Regions from separate parts of the Mus musculus genome. Here region 1 is linked to region 2. The links are chromatin loops, found by intact Hi-C in ENCODE. Cell type or tissue: left cerebral cortex. All regions are shown on one strand. Each heading gives the region's core, and the rest is flanking DNA. Links, peaks and the distances in the headings are about the cores only. Region 1 has its middle 170 kb from the start of Gm46962. Region 2 has its middle 8.8 kb from the start of Gm46962.

Region 1 (2,825 bases), core at 199-2,698, 160 kb after region 2:
GGAGCTGAAGGGGTTTGCAACCCGTAGGAAAAACAACAATATCAACCAGTCAAACACCCCAGAGCTCCTAGGGACCAAACCACCGACCAAAGAGTACACATGGAGGGACCTTTGGCTCCAGTCACATATGTAGCCTTGTTTGACATCAATGGGAGGAAAGGTCCTTGGTCCTGTAAAGACTCCAGGGTAGGGAAATGCCAGGGCGGGGAGGCAGGAGTAGATGGGTGGGTGAGGGATCAACCTCATAGAAACAAGGGTAACAAGGATGGGATAGGGGATTTCTGGAGGAGAAACTAGAAAAGAGGATAACATTTGAAATGCAAATAAATAAAATATCCAATAAAAGCAGAAGACAGATAAAAATAATTCATAGGAATATGTGGACTCAGAAAAAAGGGGAACAGAAAAACATATGTTCACTCCTTTGTGGATCCTATATATTTTAAATGTTCAGTTCATGTGTGTGTGTGTGTGTGTGTGTGTGTGTGTGTGTGTGTATCTATTCATGTGTGCATCTGTATATACATGGACACGTGGGTGTGTATGTGTGTGATATTTATTTGTGTATTTATTTGTATGTGTATGTATATGTACATATGTATGTATGTGTATACGTGCATGAAATAGAGAGATTTAAATAGAGAAGAGAAATGGACAGAGAATGAGAGAGACAAAGAGAGAGAGAGAAAATTAGATGAGGGAATAAAAAGAAAAATGATAACAGGAAAGGAAAATGGAAATACTGATGTTTAGTGGATGTGGTCAAAATATATGATATACTTGAAAGATATCACATTATGAAACTTATGTGTAATGAATGCACATCAATAAAAACATTTAAGTTGCAGAAAGATGGCTTAGGATGCAAAGATTCTTGCCACCTAGCTTGATGTCCACTAATTATCACAAGAACCCACATGGCAAAAAGAGACAATAAAGTCCAAGTTGTCCTCAGTTGTCCAAAACACCGCATACATTCTTACCTACAGAGAGAAAGAGGGAGATGCAGAGAGAGAGGGGCAGAGAGAGAGGAGGGGGCACACATCCACATAAAGATTAACTAAATGCAAGGATTAATTTTTTTCTTTGTGAAAAGAAAGGAATCAGGAAAAATACATACACAATTAAGGAAGAAAAGTCCCTAGAAACTAGAAAAAAAAAGTTTCCTTGCCTGGAGACAACAAACCAAAATGCAATTTGCCAACATCACCACCTCAGTCTATAGAACCTTATGGTTGATACCAGATTTTCAGAACTGAAAAAGGATAAATCCCTCACCTTCAAACAACAGAGTTTGTGCTAAATTGTTACAGAAAGACTACAAAGATAACACTGAATTCTTTACTAGACTTTAGTGTATAGACTTTTCATACCAAAAGTCATAAGAGGCAGTGAACACATCATTTTTTGCTGGGCTCAGCAAATTTTTTGTCTGTTTTTTCAAGCACATCAACTCTCAGGGAAAAGGGGGAAGTGTGCAGGCTAGGGCTGTGTGTGGTGCAGGCAGCTGGTGAGACTCTCAAGGTGGAGGTTTGTGTAGGAGGCTGAAGCACTGTGGGAGGAATGTGTAAATGCTGCTGACAGAAATAAACTGCCACATCTTCAGCCTGCACACTGCTGATGGTCAGAGTGAAATCTGTCACAGATCCACTGCCTATGAAACGATCAGGGACTCCAGAGTACCTATCAGATGTCCAGGTGATCAACGGTGTAGGAGTTTGCCCTGGTTTCCACTGGTGCCAGACCAAACAGTACCTTTGGTTTCCACTCCATAAAAGATTCTGATTGGATTTGCAGCTGATAGTGACCCTCTCTCCTGCTGACACAGTCAGGGATGGTATAGACTGGGTCAACACAATTTCCCCACAAGCACCTGCAATAATGAGTAAACAGTGAATATGCACACATACACAAACATAGACTCAAATAATAGTTAAAATTTGTCGTTTAAATGACCTTATAATGTCATACTGTCATAACATTACTATGGAAGAAATATTACACACTGGCACATAGTACAAATTTCTTATATACAAAGATATGACCCTGAAAAGATTATACTTTAAATTTCTCACCAGACACCCATAGCAGCAAAAATATGAGGACATGGGTCTCTGATACCATATTGCTCCCCTGCCTGTCTGATGCTGTTCAGTCACAATCCAAAGGCCTGGTTTATACATTATGAGTAGCTGGGCTGGGCTGGGCAGGCAGAACCCATGCAAAGCAGACATAAAATGAAAAAAAAAAATGCCTGGGCAGTGTGTGAGAGTGGCTGGTGTCAACCAACATGCAAAAAAAAAAAAAAAAAAAAAAAGCCATCAGAGAGAGCACAAGCAAAAACTGAAAGTGATTAGTGATTGGCTTCCCCATCACCAACAGAAATCTACTATGGGATCTAATAAGTTTAGGTTAAAATCCAAGACATATTTAAATCAGGTGACTTTTGTAGAAACTTTAGGAGAGCTGTCTCAGATTAACCATTCTAGAAAACACAATAAGATATGCTGAGAAAAATCACAGGAATACAAGAAAGAAACAGAGTAAGAAATATGGCCCATAAAAGATACTAATGCTAGAGGAAGGGTAGGAGGGAAGTAAAAAAAATTGAAGATAATTTGTTCATTGTCTCCTATCACCAAATCCACTTTTATAAAGAGGACATGAACAGGGCCTCAGGTATTTGGGCCCCAACTTCCAAGATAAACATGAGACTGAGATGCAAGAAGAAGCCCAGATAAGCTCTGTAAAAATCCTAGGCGACATTAGTGTAAGCCTAGGATCAGAGAAGCTTTAATCCCAAAGTAAAGGCAAACCCAACAGAA
Region 2 (2,825 bases), core at 36-2,535:
GGGGGTGGGGAGGTGGTGTGGGACATGGAACAGTTTGAAAGTGGACAGAGGCAGGGGGAAAATAAAATATGGGGTATAAAAAATTAATGAATAAATATTTTTTAAAAAAGAATCTAAAACTTCACATGAAAGTGTTGTTAGTACTCTCAGTTAGACTATATATATATATATATATATATATATATATATATATATATATGCTACAAAAATGGTAGAATAAGAATGCCTTCATCAGAAGCATCTGGAGAACATGCCTGAGAGAAGAGATTTTGCCCCCACAAATCTCAGAGACCAGTCCTTTACATGTATATGGGGCGACGAGATTATGAAGGGCAGACGGTCTGAAAAGCATATGGCCTTGTGGAAGAAGGTAAAATAGCCTTTGCATAGATGTTAGCATAGCATTGAGACTGCTTGATTTGGGACGTCTGTCAGTAAGTTTCAGGTAAATGCTTAATACAATGAGAACCTATGGGACAATTGTCACCATGAGTTTATGTTTTCACTGGGTATATTTTAGTCAGTGTTGTATTAACACACAAAGAGGAGAAAATGTGAAGACTGTCTATAAGTTCTGCTCCAGGTGAATTTTTATGGTGTTTTTCTTGTCATTATCAGAAATAAGCAGAATGATATTCATTATAATGCCTGGAACTGCAAGCCTGTTCAAGAGACTGCATGGGGTGGTCATAAAACCTAAGAAAAAACCTACCATTGTTTGTTTAGCTGCTTTGTTTTTCTTTTATTTGTTTTATCTTGCTTGCTGAATGGGGATGGCATCAAACTGCTTTGTACATCTGTATATTTAAACCCATAGAATGGTGCTATTCTTAGCATTCATCCTAGAAGACTTCTTTCAGTAGATACTGGTTAAGGCAGAGTACAGAATTAGTGAAAGTACAGAAAATATGTGACTGTGAAATTCCTTAAAAGGAATGTTCCCCCATCCCCATTTTAACAAAGCAGAGATAATCACGGAACAAGAGACAGAAAGAACATAAGATACAATTATTGTGGGGAATGCTGTGAAATAGCATCTTCTAGACATAACATGGCCATTATTCATATGAGCAAACTGCCACCGCAGTTATTTGCACAAGATTTGACTCATCACCATTTCATCAAGCAAGGGGAAGGGGTGCATGTGTTCTTACTCTTCGTAGAATATCTGGGTAACAAGGGACGCTAGGGAAAGGAGGGGGTTATTCTCTATGTGCTATAATCATATTCCAGAAATAATGTGTACTCATGAAGCATTCATAATTAAATTCAGAAGAAACAACAAAAAAGTCAGCAAATTAGAAGAGGCTATTTTGAGAAGGCTTTACCAGGAGACTGGAAAGGAAAATAAAAGAAAACAGAGGCTAAGTGCTCAAATACAATATATACATGCATGTCAAATATAAATTTTCTATATAAATTCTGAAGCATATTGTTTCATATATGCAACTGGTACACTCTAGCAATTTGGTAACTTACACAGGGTTGTGTAAAAAGAACTCTTGGTTTCCTTACTTGAAGATGTCTGGCACTGGAATCATGTTGTCCCCATGGCATGCAGCCAAGCAGCAATTTCAATCTTCTTTAAAATGATTGTCTCCAAGTAGGCCTGTGGTAACCAGTACACAGTTCTCCCAGTCTGCCCCTCCATCTACAACTGGTGAAGATCCTGCTCCTAGAAACCAAAGCTTGCCTGTCTCTCAGGAGGTTCACCCCAACCAGGAACACAGGAGGTCTACCCTAACCAGGAACACTATAGGTATGTTCTAACCAAGGACAAAGGAGGCCATCCCTAACCAGAGACAGCACTGCTTGCCTCCAAGGAGGCATACTCTAACCCAGGTCACAGAGCTCTACATAGCTCCAGTCAGAGACACTCAGGCTAGTTAACACCAGAAAAAAACATATGACCAGAGACAAGCACAAGAACATAAACAACAGAACCCAATACAATCCAGCCGCATCAGAACCCAATTTTCCCACCACAGCAAGCCCTGGATATTCTAACACACCTAAAAAGCAAGATTCTGACCTAAAATCCCATCTCATGAAGATGATAGAGGCCTTTAAAGAGGATATAAATAACTCCATTAAAGAAATACAGCAAAAAAAAAAAAAAGAAATACAGCAAAATACAGGCAAAACAGGTAGAAGCCCTTAAAGAAGAAACAAATCCCTTAAAGACATACAAGAAAATACAATCAAGCCAGTGAAAAAATTGAACAAAACTCAAAGACATAAAAATGGAATTAGAAACAATAAAAGAAACCGCAAGGAACCCTGGAGATAGAAAACATAAGAAAGAGGTAGGGAGCTACAGATGGTGGTTGAAAGGTAGTTTTTTGTTTATCATTTGCTTAGTATTCTCTTCTTTTCTATACATTTTAAATTTTACTTAATCTTCTTTTATTACACTCCAGATTTTATCTCCCTCTTGGTCCACCCTCTGACTATTCCCCCATCTCATTCCTCCTCCCCAACCCCTTTCTCCACAAAGATGTGCCCACCCCCACTAGACCTCTAAACTCTCTAGGGCTTCCGGTCTCTTGAGGGTTAGGTGCATAATCTCTGACTGAACCCAAACCCTGCAGTCCTCTGATATATATATATATACATATACATATACATATACATATACATATACATATACATATACATATACATATACATATACATATACATATACATATATATATGTTGTGGGCCTCATATGCTGTCTGGTCGGTGTTGCAATGTCTAAGAGGTCTTGGGGGTCCAGGTTAGTTGAGACTGTTGATCACCCTCCTCCTTAGCTCCTCCCAGCTTTTCTCTAATTTAACCACAGG

The links. A loop is a pair of places that touch in the nucleus more often than their neighbours do. Peaks named below come from ENCODE experiments on the same cell type or tissue, not always from the same donor. Only the 100,000 strongest peaks of a DNase experiment are listed, where the experiment ranks them.
Region 1: a loop joins it to region 2, with 5 times the contacts of the local background. A loop is called at or near these places in 9 of 42 quality-filtered maps.

The regions. Positions count from the first base shown.
Region 1 is chr6:70,385,115-70,387,939 of GRCm38, forward strand. It overlaps Igk and Igkv8-16. Among named protein-coding and RNA genes, the nearest start is that of Gm46962, 170 kb to the left of the region's middle. In left cerebral cortex, for the core only: no CTCF peak of the experiment used is centred there; a DNase peak (open chromatin) is centred at 1,503.
Region 2 is chr6:70,228,112-70,230,936 of GRCm38, forward strand. It overlaps Igk. Among named protein-coding and RNA genes, the nearest start is that of Gm46962, 8.8 kb to the left of the region's middle. In left cerebral cortex, for the core only: no CTCF peak of the experiment used is centred there; a DNase peak (open chromatin) is centred at 1,547.